Linked DNA regions of Homo sapiens: region 1 is linked to region 2. Evidence: chromatin loops called from intact Hi-C (ENCODE). Cell type or tissue: mammary epithelial cell. All regions are shown on one strand. Links, peaks and the distances in the headings refer to the core of each region. The heading gives the core; the rest is flanking DNA. Region 1 overlaps LOC105376815 (a long non-coding RNA gene). Region 2 overlaps IFFO2 (intermediate filament family orphan 2).

Region 1 (8,320 bases), core at 12-8,011, 83 kb after region 2:
CAATTCCTTCTACTGGTTTGACAGAAGGAACCAGTCCAGTTGACAGGAGGGAGGTGCTGGCCTCAGGCATGGCTGCAGGAAGCAGGCTGGGCAGGAGCAGGGCACGATTGCAACAGCACCCTGCCGCCAGCCACCTGCCGCCTGCCGCCTGCCGCCTGCCTTGCTCCATCCTGCCTGGCGGCCGTGTGAGGCTGCCTGTGTGTCTGTCATTGCTACTGGGACCCCTCGGGGATACCCACCCCCTGGGATTGGCCTTGGATCCTGCTGGTCCTCTACTAGCCCAACATTCTGCTCCTGTTTGTGGATGTTCAACTCTGAAAGTCCTCAAACAAGCCCCTATGTGGTCACAAAGTACCCCCCTGGTCACTCAGGTCTGGAGGACTCCAAGCACTCTTTGCTGGGGGCCAGGCTCAGGGGCCTGATGTTTCGAATCGCCTTTCTGAGGGCCTGTCCTGGCTCCCAGGTGACTGTGGGAGATCCTGAGCTATGCCCTTGGAGCACCCTTCGCCAACTCCAGGCACAGCCAGTGTCCCCACCCTGGTGGCCTCTCCCCCTTGAACAGGCACACTGTGGCCCTGAGGATGATGTGTGATGATGACTTGTTCCTGATTTGCCTCCCATCAGTTTGTAAGCCTCTGGCACATAGAAGGTGCTCGGGAAAAGTCTGGAGACAGAAGGGAAGGAGGGAGGGAGGGAGGAGAGAGGGAGGGAGGAGAGAAGGAGGGAGGGAGGGAGGAGAGAAGAAGCAAGGGAGAAAAAGTGGGAGGCTGGAGCAGGGGAGAGAGGAAGGAAGGAAAGTGGGAAAGAAAGGAGAAGGAGGGAAGGAGGGGTGAGTCTAGCACAGTGCTCAACCCATAGGGGTGTTGTTGAATAGAAATAAATGATTCTGGGCTCACATCTGTAATCCCAGCACTTTGGGAGGCCGGGAAGAGTGGATCACGTGAGGTCAGGAGTTCGAGACCAGCCTAGCCAACATGGTGAAACCGTGTCTCTACCAAAAAATACAAAAATTAGCTGGGCATGGTGGCATGAGCCTGTAATCCCAGCTACTGGGAAGGCTGAGATGGGAGAATCACTTGAACCAGGAGGCAGAGGTTGCAGTGAGCCCAGATCGCACCGTTGCACTCCAGCCTGAGTGACAGAAAAAGACCTGTCTAAAAAAAAGGGAGAGATGGGGGAAGGAAGGAAGGGAGGGAGGGAGGGAGGGAGGGGAGGGGAGGGGGAGAGAGAGAGAGAAAGAAAGCAAGAAGGAAAGAAAGAAGGAAGGAAAGAAAGAAGAAAGAAAGAGAGAGAGGGAGGGAAAGAGAGATGGAAAGAGAGAGAGAGAAAGAAAGCAAGAAGGAAAGAAAGAAGGAAGGAAGGAAGGAAGGAAAGAAAGAAGGAAGGAAGGAAGGAAGGAAGGAAGGAAGGAAAGAAAGAAAAAGAAAGAAAGAAAGAAAGAGAAAAAGAAAGAAAAGAAAGAAAGGAAGGAAGGAAAGAAAGAGAGAGAGAGAAAGAGAGAAGAGAAAGAGAGGGAGGGAGGAAGGAAGGAAGGAAAGAGAGAGAAAGAAAGAAAGAAAGAAAGAAAGAAAGAAAGAAAGAAAGAAAAAGAAAGAGGATTCTGATGCATCTGCTTGCTAAATGTATTACCTTCTGAAAAGGAAACATTTTGTTGTTTTTATGATAGCGTTAGCACATGTCAATGTTAATGTTTTTCTAGATCAAAGATTGGCAAATTATTTTTCTATGCAGAGCCTAAATAATTTAGGTTTTGTGGATCACATGCTCGCTATAGCAAATTCTTCTGTTTTTGTTTGTTTGTTTTTACAATCATTTCAAAAGGTAAAAGCCATCCTTAGCTCATGGGCTGTATGAAAACAGACCATCAGCTGCATTTGGCCCATGGGCCATAGTTTGCAACCCCTATTCTAGATAATCCTGAAAGGTATAAATCAGAAAGCAAAGATCACCTGTAAAGCCCTCATCCAGAAAGAACCCCTGACACCATGTTGGTGGGTTTCTCTCTGGACTCTCTCTGGGAGTTTTGGTGATGAATATTTTACTGAAATAGGGTCAAACTCTAGATTCTGTTTAGCAACTGTCTTCTTTAAATTCAACAATATTATGTGGACCTAGCGCCACACTCCTGAATATGTACCTAGGACATCGTTCTTATGGATGGGTAGAGCCGCATTGCATGAGCCTAACCATTTCTTAGGCATATCTTGAGAGTAGAAGAGTTATGGCTTCTAAGTCCTTGCTCAGCTTATTCAAAGAGATCAAAACGATGAATGAATGACGGAGTTTAGTGACCTGGATACACAGCAGCCCTCCTACGGCAGACACACAGAAATGCCTCTTTGGTTTTTTTTGAGACAGTCTCATTCTGTCACCCAGGTTGGAATGCAGTAGCACGAGCTCGGCTCACTGTAACCTCCGCCTCTCAGGTTCAAGAGATTTTCATGTCTCAGCCTCCCAATTAACTGAGACCAGAGGCGTGCGCCACCATACCCGGCTAATTTTTGTATTTTTAGTAGCGATGGGGTTTCACCATGTTGGCCAGGCTGGTCTCGAACTCCTGGCCTCAAGCGATCTGCCCACCTCAGCCTCCCAAAGTTCTGGGATTACAGGCATGAGCCACCGCACCCAGCATGAAATGCCTCTCTCTGATGACTTTATTATGCATTTATTTTCACCCACCGCTTTCCAGCAAGGGCAGGAAGTCTCAGGTGGCGCTGACGGAGCAGAGAAGAGACACACAGACCCATGTGAGCCTTCACCCCCGGGCTGGGCTGGAGAGCGATGCTGTTGGACTGAACAGGAGCCCAGTTGATCGGGGCCTGGTGGAGGCGACAAAGCTGCCAGGCCCCAGCCTCGGAGCTCTTTGATGGGCCTTTCAGGCCAGGTGACACTGACTCACCCAGTCACACAGAGGTTTCTCCAGCATGAGTGTGGCCACAATTTAGAGACTCTGGGAGTCGGGGTCCTTCACTTTGCAGGTGGGGGTTGGATGCCCCGGCAGACAAGACCTCAGAGGACGGGAGATGGGAGTCTTTTCAACACATCCTAAGGCACCAGGGTGGCGGAGGCTTCGTGCATAGTGATAATACACAATGGAATGTGTCAGCCATGTGCAGGCCAATGCAACTTCATTTAAGTCTCCCCCTGCCCAATGAGAACAGCCCCTCCTTACAGGTGAGGAACTTAAAGCACAGAGCAGTCAAGTAATTTGCCCAAGGTCACATTGTGGGAAGCGGGAAACCCCAGAGCTGACCCCTCCACCCGGCTCGGACTCTAGTGCTCTCGAACAGTGCGACAGGGCCTGTATTCTCCTGTGCAAACCAAAAGCACCCATGTTGGGGATGCTGCCGTGCAGTGGGAAAGCCACGTGAGCCCCCCACCCTCTAGAAGCAGGAGAGCGTGGGGAGTCCCCCGGCCTCTGTGAGCTGCATCTCATCTGTGCAATGGGGGGCATTGCGCTTCCCTCCTCATCCTCCAGGAGGGGTGCTGGGAGACACAACCCAGAGCATGGACATGCACGCACTTTGGGTCATGTGATGTGAGGGGTGACAGCTGGGCAAGCTGGCCGATGGGGGACATCTCAGAGAAGTGGCACTGAGGTCAGAAGCAAGATAAAAGCACTGTCAGCTGAGAAAGGCACCTGCCCTCCTCTCCAGCCAGGGACCTCTCCACCAGGCCCCAATCAACTGGGCTGCTGTTGAGTCCAATGGCATCGCTCTCCAGCCCAGCCTGCGAGTGAAAGCACATGCGGGTCTGTCTCCCTTCTCTGCTCCATCAGCACCACCTGAGCTCCAGGTCCTGAACCCTCCCCTCTGCCCTTGCCCTGCCCTGGTCCAGAACCTCTCCCGTCTCCCCTGAACTATTTCAACAGCTTCCCGCTGGGCTTCCTGCCACCTGTCACCACCCTCCGTCCACCCTCCCCACCCAGCCGCCAGCATCACTGACCTAAAAACTGAACCTGGTCATTTCACTCTCTGGCTCCAAATCCTTCTGTGGCCCCAGTGTCGTGGTCTGAGCTACATGGCATGGCAAAGAGCCCTCTACTGCCCAGCCATGCCTCCCCGCTCACTCATCTCTCCCTGCTCTTGCTCCCAACACGTACCTCTGAGCCTTAGCACATGCCATTCCCTCTGATCAATCCGCCCCCTCTCCTTTCCCGGTGACTTCCAGTACATCCTTGAAGATTCTTCCAAGTATCGCCTTCCCAGAAGGCCTCCCCCCGACTCCTGGGTAGTCAGGTCCCTCCTCAGTGCACCACATGCTTTGCACAAATAGTCCAGGGCTTGGAACTCTCTGCGCGTACACTTCCCCTTGCCCATCAGGGTCTGGGAAGACCCTCATCCCCGTATCCCCAGGACCCACACCAGGATCTGGCCCAGCATCAGCTCCAGCCTGCAGGGGCTGAGTTAGGGACCAGATAAAAGCCAGCACCAGAGGGGCCTGGTGCCCAGCCCCGCTCACCCACCCCTTGTGCAGGGTCCCAGCCCATGTGCCAGCCTGGGTGGAGCCGGGGTGCCAGTGAGAACCCAGTAAGACAAGCAAGAAGATGCTTGTCTGAGGACCGAGCCAAGGATGACTTCACCGCCAAGTCAGCCTCCCAAACATGCAGGGCGGGGGGTGGGGGCCGCCCTCCTAGGAGGGGCGGTACCTGGGACAGTTTTAACAGGCAAGGAGCGTGCTTGGGGGCCAAAAAGCGAGGCGGGTGAGTCAGGGCAGGGGAGATGCCTTGCCCTTAAAAGGAGAACAGCCTCCTTCTCACCTGTCCCTCCTGAGCACATCACACTCATAAAGAGAAAAAAGGAAAAGAAAAGCAATCAGAGGGAACGGGCCCAAATCCCACAGCTGGCACTTTTTCTCGGAGGTGATTAGTGCTCATTCGGAAAGAATGGATGACACCATCCCTGGCGTGAGCCAAAACACAAGGGCCTCAGGTGTCCCCCAGGGGGAGGACCCAGGACCCAGCCCACTCCTCCCGTCCCTATCCCCACCAGTCATGCCCCAAACACGTCTGCCCCGGAGGGGCCTGTGTGAGGTTCCACACCTCCCAGGAGGATCTGGATCCAGGCGCTGCCTCTTCCCGAGCCCACAGAGCTCCAGGTTCTGCGGGGACTTCCGGAGGTCACAGCAGAACCACGAGGTGGGTCCTAGGGACAAGATGCCACAGGCAAAGAGACAGAGGCCCGAGGAAGAGAGGGGTGCTCAGCCTACACCATTAGTGAGTGACAGCGCCAGGAGACAAGGGACTCACAATGCAGCCCCCTTGGTGTCATCCTCCTGGAGAAAGGGACGCCATCAGTTGTCACTCCCGGCAGTGACTGCCCCCACCGGAGCCCCATCGCAGGACCCAAGTGAGGGTGTCGAGAGCAGAGTTGCCAGCCCTCAGGTGACAGCTGGGTTATGACCTGGGTCGCCAGGGTTGGTACCCTCCCAAAGTCACACTGGGGACCCCCAGTCCACGGAGGCAGGGCAGAGACCTGTGAGCCATCAGGTCCAGAGGGTCCACCCTGCCTCCTGCCAGGGAGTTCCGTGGGGACAGGAGGTTCCTGCAGGGCAGGGTCACTTGCCCCAGGAGGGAGCCGGGCACAGAACTAGTGTCTGTCCATGTCCACCAAGCTGAACTGAACTGAAGGAGGCTGCTCAGTGGGGCCACAGTTAGAGGCTGAATCGTGTTCCCTGCCCTCCCCCCAAAACAAAAAAAAATTGATGTTCTAACCCCAGAACCTCAGAATGTGGGCTTATCTGGAAACAGTCTTCATAGAGGGCACCAGGTTAAAATGAGGTTATGGTAGTGGCCCCTAATCCAGTATGACCAGTGTCATTTTAAAAGGGGAATCTTGGGCACAGAGACAGACATGCTCAGAGCAAAGAGGACGTGATGAAGGCAAAGATGGGGTTATGCTTCGACAACCCTGGGAACGTCAAAGAGTGGGGACAGGGGCCTGTGCTGGGGCCTCCCTCTGAGCCCTCCGCAGGAGCCAAGCCTGCTCTTGGTCTCAGATCTCTGGCCTCCAGAAGAGTGAAACAATTTCCTGTTCATTTCAGCCACCCAGTATATGGTACTGTGTTACGGCAGCCCTAGCAGACTCCCAGCTGGCTTCCTGGATGTGTGACACCTGCAGTTACACAGGGCTCAGAAGGACCCACCCTTGGTTTAATGCTCTGCATTCCCTGTCCTGAATTTCTTAACTTTTGAATGAGGGATGCACGTTTTCATGTTGCATAGAGCCCCACTAAGGGTGTAGCTGGTCCTGTTTTCAGACCTCCCTGGCAAGCCCCTGTCAGGGGCCCAGATACCTCCCCAGAGCCAGGGCGCAGCTCAGCACTAGGTTTTGAATTCGGTGAGACCCAGCCCCAGCAAGGTCAGAATCCCAGGGGATGGCTCCAACTTGGCCTCCTGCCACCTCAGTTCCCCAAAGACCTGCTCAAGGATGGGAGGTCCCCATCATGGCCCTTAAATCAGGAGGAGTCCCTAGACATGGCCACACACCCCATGCCCTCCCTAAAGCCCCTCAATCTTTTCTTGACTTTGTGCTAACTCAGGTCACAGCAGCCAGCATGTCTAGACTCCTGCCTGGCGCTCGGCATCACAGCCTCGCGATTCTGCACAGGACACTCAGCCTTCTGGGAACTAGCTGTAGGGGATAAGAAGCAGCTCCTATTTATTTATTCTTTAAAAACCAAACAGACCCTCCCAGCAGGCAGGTCACCTCATTGGGCGGGAGTTGTGTTGGCAGCTCTGGAGAGAGCCAAAGCACTGTGTCCCTGACACCCAGGGTGACAGGAGCTGGGTCCACTCCCTTCACCCGGTGGTCAGAGAGAGCCTGAGCAGGGAGGAGGAGGGGCTGGCAAGGGGAAGAAGGGCCTGATTCTCTGGGCGGCCGGCTCCTGCCAAAAGCAATATCGCGTATCATCATATTAACTCCCTACAACAAAGCCAGGGAGAGAGAGAGAGATAAAATAAAGCCAGGATAATTGAGGCCCACAGATCATTCCAAATCCGACTTTAGCGCTGAGTTTCACGGTGCAGCAACCTTTTACTCATTCATGTCGGCTAGCGAGAGCTCCTCTTCTCATCTTGCCCCCACCCAGTGAGCTAGTACAGTGGCCAAGGGAGGACGCAAGGGGCCGAATGGAGGGAGGAGAGGGAGAGGATGATCCTGGTGGTGATGGTAACTCACAAAAAAAACCAGCCCACCTGCCCTGAGTAGGGTGGAGTTGGCTGTACCTCTCTCAGCCAATTACAGTGTCCCCTGGCCCAGCCTATCTGTTCCCTCCCTTCACCCAGCCAACTCCTCCTGGCACCCTTGAAGACTCCACCATGCCTTGCCTCCTCTGGGATGCCCGTCCTGATATCAACATCACCCACCCCAGCCTGTCTCTTGCTCCGTTCCTTTACGATGTGTTCATGAAGCCTGTAATCCCAGCACTTTGGGAGGCCAAGGTGGGAGGATCGCTTGAGCCTGGGAGCTTAAGACCAGCCTGGGCAACATAGCGAGACTCAAGTCTCTACTAAAAAAAAAAAAAAAAATTTTATATTAGCCAGTCACGGTGGTGCTCACCTATAGTCCCAGCTACTTAGGAGGCTGAGGCAGGAAGATTGCCTGACCCTAGGAGGTCGAGGCTGCAGTGAGCCGCCATTATCACATCACTGTACTCCGGCCTGGGTGACAGACTGAGACCCTGTCTTTAAAAAAAGAAAAAAAGTGTTAAACATTTTACCTGGATGATCAGCCCCGCCGTCTTGTTGGAGCCTTTGATTGAACGACTTGCCTCTCTGCCTTATATGGAACCTAGTGCTGAGGAGGAGGACGTATGTGCTGGACACTTTTGGGAGGGGAAGTCTCTAAGGAGGCAAGAGAGGAGACTCAAAAACCACTCAGGATGGCCTGGCAAGAGATGGCGTGCTTACACTAGGGGGTCACTGCAGGTCTGGTGAGCGTGGTCAGATGTTAGGTATATGGATGAACAAAGAAATGGATGGATTGCCAAAATAGAGAAAGATCTTGGGGCCCAGTGGAGACACAAGCTTAAACCCATTTTGGTGGTGGTGCTGGTGAGAGAATGGCAAGGGCAGAGGGCAGGCAGGTAACTTTTGCTTCTTCCAACCCAGGATCTCAGCAACCTGGAATGGATGTGGCTCCCTCGGAAGCAAAGTCAGATAGTGGCATTTATTGGGTAACCTCTGTGGCTCTTTTGAGCCTATTCTTGGCATGGACCCCATGCCAGGAGGGGAAGGAACAGATACTCCCCAAGTTACCTCCAGCCCTCCATTCAAAGAGCTCAGTCCGACCAGGAAACAAGGCAGCCATGGGCAGCTTGC
Region 2 (8,320 bases), core at 80-8,079:
TTTATTACTTCCATTTCATAGAAGTGAAAACTGAGGCTCAAGCAGGGAAGCTACTTGCAATGGGCACGGCCCTTTCTGGTACTACACAGGTTTAAGGTTGGAACTGGAACCTGACTTCCTGCGGTCAGATCTGGGCTTGCCACTTTCTTTTTTTTTTTTTTTTTTTTTTTGAGATGGAGGCTCACTCTGTTGCCCAGGCTGGAGTGCAGTGGCGAGATCTCGGTTCACTGCAACCTCCGCCCTCCAAGTTCAAGCCATTCTCCTGCCTCAGCTTCCTGAGTAGCTGGGATTACAGGTGCCTGCCACCATGCCCGGCTAATTTTTTTGTATTTTTTTTGTAGAGACAGGGTTTCACCATCTTGGCCAGGCTGGTCTTGAACTCCTGACCTCATGATCTACCCGCCTCGGCCTCCTAAAGTGCTGGGATTACAGGCATGAGCTACCGCACCGGGCCTGGGCTTGCCACTTTCAAGGTGTCTTGGCCCAGTTCCCTCCCCTGCCTCTGTGGCTCAGTTTTAGCATCTCTAAAATGGGCTAATGATAGCACCCAACTCACAGGGTTATTACAGCTTCCATGAATTAAATGTTTGCAAACCACTTTGAATGAAGCCTGGCAAAGAGTAAATGTTGTATAAATATTTAATGAAATTCATTAACTAACACATGTTTATTGTGTTCCTACTATCCGCAAGCACTGTTGGAGAAGGTACTGGGCACATGCTGTTGTCACATGATGCTGCCACATGGCATGACACATTTGTCTATGTCCCCAGATTCTGAGTTCTCGAGGGCAGGGGCCTGGCCCACGGTGGGTACTCAGCCACTGTTCTGAAACCACCACCACTTTGGCTTCTCAGACATCCACACCCAGCAGTCTCATCTTCCCCAACAAGAGGCACCAAACGATTGTAACAACTTCCCTGTTCCCTGGCAAAGTTCACAGCACTGACTGAAAGCAAAAGCTAGGGATACTCCAGCCCAGGGCGGAGGCGAGCTCCCAAACAGCCACCAGAATGCCCGAGGCCCTCTGCTGCTGGTGATCCGTGGATGAGAACCTCGGGCTGGCTGTGCCCTGAGGACACTCAGGGGCCGGGCAAGATAAATGGAGCATTAATTGAGAGCCTGAGATCCACAGCCTGCCCCAGCTTTGCTAGGCAACATTTCACAGAAATGAAAACTGAGGCTCACAGCAGGAAAGCGGCTTGCAATGGGCATGGCCCTTTCTGGGTACAGCACAGGATAAAGGTTGGATCTGGAGCCTGACTTCCAAGTTACTTCTCCTCTCTGAGCCTCGGTTTCCATCCTGCAGTGCCACCACCGGGTTTAAATGAGACCGCGTGGAAATCACCAGACGGGTCATAATATGTGTTCCCTGTTCCCCAACTCCTCCCCTGCCAGCCCTGCCAGCCCCCATTGAGACCTTCTCCAAAGAGCAGGGGCCTGGACAGGCCTGCTACAGTGGCCCGGGAGCCTCATCTGCCTGCTACTGCCAGTGATTCATTTGCTTCTCAAGAAATAATTTCTGTAAAGTGACAGCAGGGAGTCTTCCCAGCGCAGCAGCCGCCTCCTATTCTGCCACCCGCCATGGCAATATTGTGACAGGTGCTGGGGAGACCCCGTGCCTCCTGCCTGCCTCCTCACCCTGAGCCAGCCTTTGGCAACCTCCAGGGGCATGGGACAAGGCCACCTCCTGGGAGGAGCACTGACCTTGGGGTCCAGAGACCCAGACGGACTCGTGGCGAGATCTGGGACAGAAGTCTTCACCTCTCTGAACCTCTCATTTGTAAAATGAGCATAATCACTTCCCACTGCTTGGGACTGCTCCCATAATTATCACATATTTAAAGAAGTCATCACTGCACCTAGCACAAAGTAGGTGCTCAATAAACGGAAGCATTAAGCCATATTGATTTATTTTCAAATCCTTTTGCAAAATGTTTTCCTACTGCACTGTTTTAATTGACTTTTACCTCAACCCTGGGAAGCAGAACTCGTAAGAAACCACACCCCCATTGTACAGAGCGACAAACTGAGGTGCAAGAGATTAAATGGCATGCACAGAGTTGTGCTACATTACGGAGAGAACGTAGTCTTCATAGGGTTGCTGGGCAAGCCCACCTTCCCACTGTCCCCATTCCCACGTGGGCATAGTGAAGCTCAGACCACATCGCAGGCAAACCCAGACCAGGACCTGGGCTCCACGGACCCTCCAGAGAACCAGGCATTGCCATTTGCCAGGTTTACTGTTGGGTGAAAACTACCCTCTCTTGTACCAGGTCTAGAATGAGAAACCACATCCTGCTCAGGAAGCCAAGCACCCGGTGCCCAGTGTGGGTGGGAGGACACTCCCCTCGTGGGCAGGCGGCGGCAACATCACAAACCTTCAGCAGTCTCCCATCTGGCCTGGAATTTTCTAAACACCTCACAGTCTGGCAATGCTCAAAGGGCTGTGCAACTCACAGATGCTGCCAGCAAAGGGCACGGGACACCCTCTCCCAGTTTCCAGCTTGGTTCTCAACCTCTGCCCACCCCACAGGGCCAGCACAGATCTGCCTCTGTAGGGCACCCACTCTCTGCCCTGTGAAATCATTCTGAACTTGACTGTTTACACGCCCTGTGCTGTAGCTAGGCGAGCCTGTCTACTTCTTCCACAACCTCCGGACACAGAGCTTAGCATCCCTGTTTTACAGATGAAGAAACTGAGGCTCGAGAGGCAGTGACTAGCCCAAGCTCACTCGGCTTTTAACTCCTGCCCTGGGGCCCCAGCACCCTGCACTGCCAGGCTTGGGGGTTCATTCAAACTTTGAACTTTGGCCCAGGCCTTCTGATTCCAAGTGCAGGCCCTCCCCTCCACAAACAGCCGAATCCCTGGACGTGGTCTGTGTTGTCCGTCTTCTGTCCCATCCTCCTGGAGGCCTACTAGCTCACAGCAGCCAGACACAGAGGCCTCCCTGCTGCATGAGTATTTACTCAGCATGGACCTTGGCCAGGTCCTGGCTGGGATCTGCCAGTGGGAGACGAAGCCAGAGTTGGAGCCGGCCCCCACAGAGCTTCCAGTCGATGCAGGGGCAGACACATGCCAGGTAGTTACAACTCCGGGTGTGGGGGGCTGTGATCGGGAGGTGGTGGGTGCTTAGGACCGCCTGACAGCAGAAAGTCAGGAAAAAGCAACACATCCCTAATCCTGAGCACAGGGACATGACAGGGCTGCCTCCTTCCCGTCCCGGGCCTTCAGCCATCCGCGACATAGGAAATAAATGGAATGCCAGCCGGCCTTCACCTCTCAATGCGATCAAAAGCCAGGACTGCAAATGCAAAGCCCACAGCCTCCGGTGTCACTGACACATGGCACAGTTTAAATCAATTCTCCTGGAAGGCAACGCATCTCGTTGCAGCAAAGGGCGTGTTCAAATTCCGGGTCTACCCTTCTGTGTCCTTCAAACACGGTCATGTGTGGGGACGTGGGCCACAGGACTGAACGGAGAGTCTGGTGTGTGCATCTGCATGTGTATGTGAATGTGTGTGTGTGCACGTACATGTGTGTGAGTGTGAGTGTGCATACACGTGGGGGGAAGGGGGACCCGGGGACCCGCATCCGGTCTCGTTTGCCAAGGCAAAGCCCCGCCTCGCATTCCTCTGAGAAGGAATCTTCAGCGTCAGCTGTCTCCCTGCTTCCTTTTCTTTTCTGGGACCTCATTCCCCTCCCTCTAGCTTGAGGCTCTGAGAATCGCTCCCAAATTTGTCCCCAGTGAGAATGCCAACCCAGCCAAGGGATTCTGTAATATAGTTCTCAAGGGACCCGAGGCGCTAGATGGAGGGGTTTGTGTGTTTCTCTTAAAGGAAGTTGGGAGAAAGGGCTGGGGGATGGCGAGAGATTTCCGGAGGCACAAATCAACTGCTAAGAGTAGGTCAAACAGCCTTCTTAGATGCCGGACAAAGAAGCAGCCGTTCTCCCTCCACCCCCAACACCATCTCTGGCGCCTCCATGGGACAGAGAGAGCGGCGACATGCCCTGAAATGGACTTGTTAGGCAGTCAGGGCCATGCTGAGAAATCCTTGTAAATTAAAGGAACAGACTTTGCCAGGGGAAGGGGGCTGGGCTGGGGTGGAGGTAGGTATGCCCAAAATCTGCCAAGCCCCAGGTACCTTAACACCAGACCTCATTTGTTCCTTCTCAATCCCTGGGAGAGCAACAAGATGATCCCTCTTTTACAGAGGACGAAGCGGGGAGCTCCACGGGCAGCTCAGAGAGGCCAAGCCACTTGCCCATGTTCACACAGACAGTGGCAGAGCCAGGATGCAAAACCCTTTTCCACCATCGAAGGCTGCCTCACTGGAAAATCAGAAATAAAGAATCCGTATCGGTGCCAGCTTCAGAAATAACGAAAGTGTCAATGGGAGTGGCAGGGAACAAAGCCCTCAGCTTTCTATTCCAGGGCAGCCTTCGGGCTTCGGGACATTCAGGGGCCAGCACCCACCTGCTTGAGGGCCCCCCTGGGGTGTGACGGGAATGGGCGGGGGACACTCCAGCTGACCCACCCACCATCCCTTTTTGGAGTCCTCCATTCCAGCCGACAGCCCAGCCCCTTCCGGCTCACAGTCAGAAATAGCTGTGACAAAAGTCCCTCCCATCCCAGAAAGTGGCTTTTTAAAAAAATGTTTAAAACAGACATACAAAAAGGTGGAAAGAACATAACAAAGCCTCGACTGCTGGCGGATGATGCGGGCATCATGTCGAGGCGGGGAGGCCAGCTCTGCACGGCAGATGGAAGGTCTGTCCAGCTCAGCACTGAGGGCCAGCCCCCCTCTGGGCCTTGGTTTCCCCACCTTTAAAATGAAAGTACTCAGCTGAATCAGCGGTTTCTTTCTTTTTAAAACAGCAGAACCCTTTTTAAAATGGAATACTTTTTGGACAGTCTGGGAGTCAGAGAGGCATGGAGCTATGGTGGGCAACATGGGTCAAATCTCAGGTACTCAGCCTCCCACTGTCCCCCGAGTCTCCCAAGGCGCCCTGCTATGGACTCCAGGGCTCTAAAAAGCCCACCTGAAAGCCACCAGGCTGAATGATCACAGTGGTCTCTCCAGGCTCCCAAACCACCCTCCAATCACCCCAGGCACCAGGAAAAAAAGAAACCTAGCCTCCAGGCTGACTTCAACTGGGGGGCGCATACAGTCAGCCACTCGCACGGGAGGGAACCAGGCCAGCCAGCTGCAAATCACACTAGGCCTGAGGGGGCCAGGATGGCTGGACAGGCTTCTGGACAGGGACACCAGGCCCCCAAAAGAGTCGCCCTGTCTGATAGGCAGCTAGGCCAGCACTACTAGCGCCGGGCAACTTCCTCTACCAGCCCAGGGCAACTTCCCCTACCAGTCCATGGCAACTTTGTGACAGCTGCCAGGCTGGAGGGACCTTTTTCTTGACAGCCTTAAAGATTTCCTGCATCCTTCCTTGGAGCCAATGAAGACAGGGGAAACGGTTGAACCGGTTAAGCCTGGGGATGGGATGGCCAGCGCTGCCTATGCCTGGAGCCTGGACCCTAGTTATCTGGGGCAGAGATAGGAGAGGGAAGGGGAAGCCCAGAACAGAGAAAGGCTTCAGCGAACACAGTGTGGTCTCCAGAGGCAGAAAGATCAGCCACAACACGGGCCTCTTGGAGTCACTGACCTAAAGTAGAGAGCAAGCTGAGAGAGATCACCCACAGGAACTCCTGCATGTAAAGGTGGAGGAGCTGAGGCCCAGAGAGGGCAGCGGTTGGCCAGAGGTCACACAGCACCTAGTGGCAGAGCTGGACCTAAAGTCCAGGTCTCCTGGATGCCAACTCAGGGAACTCTCCACTGTTGAGTTCAGATAAACTCAGTGGGAAACTCCAGGGAAAAGCCCCCAGCTTGCAAAGTCAGAACAAGATATTTTAGTGGCCCTGGGTGGTGACAGAGTAGAGATGTTTGTTTTGGTTTCCAAATCAACGCTTGACAACCTCGTCCTCATTGCGGCTTCAGCGACCACATTTCCCACGTGGTAAAGACCTGGTTGGGCCAAGGGAAAACCAAAGCAGTGGTGACTGGGGCCAGGACCCAGGCACCCCAGGCCAGGGGCTCTGGTTTGGGTTGGTGTTTCCAAAGCACAGTTTGTGGACCACTGATGGCACATGAGATGATGCTCGGTGGTATACAGTTGACGTTTTAAATTTAAAATACATTGAATACCTGGGTGGATTCATAAACACAATATGGTCTATACTACAGAGGAATATTTTTAGCTATAAAAAGGAACAGCCTACAAATACATGCTACAACATGGATGAACTTCAAAAAAAATTCTCTAAGTGAAAAAAGCCAAACACAAAAGACTGCAGAGTGTATGTTTCTATTTCTATGAAATGTCCGGAAAAGGCTAGTTTCTAGAGACAGAGCAGGTCAGTGATTACCTGGGCTGGGCTTGGAATTGGAATTTTCTGTAAATGGACATGAAGGATCTTTTTGGGGGCTGATGCAATGCCCTAAAACGGGATTGTGGTAATGACTGCACAACTCTGTGAATTTACTCATCTTGACTTGTACACTTAAAATGGGCAGTTTTTGTGATATGCAAGTTGTACCTCAATGAAGTTGTTAAAATATTTTATGTACGTAATAGCACAGGCGGTAGTACATGGATGTGGCCAGAAATCATGGAGGTGGAACTCAACAAGCGTCCGGCTTGAAGATCGCTGAGCCTCGCAGCCTAAGTTGTCCTTTGGGGAAGCAAGTGGGGGTCTCTGGAGCTGCAGCTTCCTCCAGGTGGACCAGGGGAAACCCTGGAACCTTTCCCTTCTGGGTTAGGCTCCTTCTGGGCATCATTGCTTGGAGTTCTGTAATAGATATCCTGGGATGATTTAAAGCCCTTCATGGCCACAACAGTCCAGGCAGACACCTGGGTCTCATCCCTTAGACGGTGACTTCTCTTATGGCCAGGGGATCAGAAGCGGGCTGGGAGCTCAAACTCAGATTTATATATTGCCAAGGCTGGGAAGACCCTTTGAGATCATCTAGCCCAGTGGTTTTTCAACTTTTTAAAAAATGTTTATCAAATGTCTGCCCTCCTCCCCAAAGAAAATTCTTAGGGATACCCAAAACATACTACTAACAAGTTAGCATGTTAGTAGAACCCAGTGAGTTAATATTAAGAACTTAAAGGTGGGTGAGCACATTTTTATCACTGTATTAACGTCTTAATGTTCTTTTAAATGATCATTTTTATTAGATATTCAAGGAAACCCTAAAGCATCTCTAAGAAAGCCTGGGGTTTCAAGGACCGCAATTCTAGCCCCCCCTCAACCTCACTTCACAGACGGGGAAACTGAGGCCCCAGGAAAGGAATATACCTGCTTTGGAAAAATCCAACATGAGTCTTGAGTTAACTTCAGAAAATAAATGGAAGACAAGGTGTGCACGCATCCCAGAAGGGCGGGAAGAGAGACGCCCGCACTCCACCTGTCTCAGCAGCACCGTCTCATTCCAGGCCAGCGCCAGAAGCTGACATCACACCCCACGCCCTGGGTGCAACTTGAATAGATCGTTGCTCAATGCCAACCCATCTCCCTCCAAGACTGGGCACGGTTTTTCCATCACCTTAGTAGCCAGGTCCAAAAAGCACACACACAATAAAACAAACACAACACAAGCCTGAGGCATGACAACACAATCAACAGTGGCAGACAGGAGGGCCCGGCCCATCCCTCCCCAGTTTCACCATTGAGAGCAAGTGCCTGCTTCCCTAGCCTGCCCCAATGACATTGACCATGAGGGGCGGCGAGGTGGCCTCCCTGTGGCAAGGCACCAGGCGGGCCATTCTCAAGTCCTCCAGAGAAACAGGTAACCCAGGAGAGAAGCCCGTCTCCCAGTGGAGTGTAAGACCTACCCCCAGGAAGCTAGGCGCCACATGAGAGAGCTTGAGGACTCTCAGCATTTCTACTCCCTGCTAGCTTGACAAAGTGCCTATCATCTTTAATAACACCAGCATGATTACTTTATACCTCCCAAAGAGCATCACCATCCTGCTGTCTCCTCGAGCAACTGTGGGCAGATTTTATTATTCCCATTTCTCTGATGAGCAAACAGGCTTTCAAGTGATTTGATAATCTCACCAGCAGGTATAAGGCTGGCATTTGAATCCTACCCAGTTGCTAGCCTGTCCAATGGGAGAATACGGAAGGAGACCTATGCCCAGCTCCCTGGACAGACCTTTAGAGATGGAAGGAAGGGTCCTTCTCAGTACATCCTCCAAGCCCTGGAGTTCAGAGCCAATAGCTCCGAATGGAAGGCTGCCTGTGCCTGGAACAGC

Evidence for each region. Hi-C counts contacts between places; a loop is a spot of excess contacts. Peaks named below come from ENCODE experiments on the same cell type or tissue, not always from the same donor. Only the 100,000 strongest peaks of a DNase experiment are listed, where the experiment ranks them.
Region 1: it touches region 2 in a loop (6-fold over the local background); 2 of 110 quality-filtered maps call a loop at or near these places.

Annotation. Positions count from the first base shown.
Region 1 is chr1:19,029,502-19,037,821 of GRCh38, forward strand. All of the region lies in intron 1 of LOC105376815 (a long non-coding RNA gene), which reads right to left. Among named protein-coding and RNA genes, the nearest start is that of IFFO2, 77 kb to the left of the region's middle. RefSeq lists an enhancer at 6,312-6,883. In mammary epithelial cell, for the core only: no CTCF peak of the experiment used is centred there; a DNase peak (open chromatin) is centred at 4,660; H3K27ac peaks cover 1,072 bases.
Region 2 is chr1:18,946,263-18,954,582 of GRCh38, forward strand. The region is part of intron 1 of IFFO2 (intermediate filament family orphan 2); the gene reads right to left. Among named protein-coding and RNA genes, the nearest start is that of IFFO2, 6.3 kb to the right of the region's middle. RefSeq lists enhancers at 3,919-4,838, 3,960-4,089, 5,220-5,349, 5,380-5,519, 5,720-5,769 and 1 more. In mammary epithelial cell, for the core only: CTCF peaks have their summits at 2,889 and 3,990; DNase peaks (open chromatin) are centred at 2,389, 2,959 and 7,629; H3K4me3 peaks cover 4,602 bases; H3K27ac peaks cover 7,377 bases.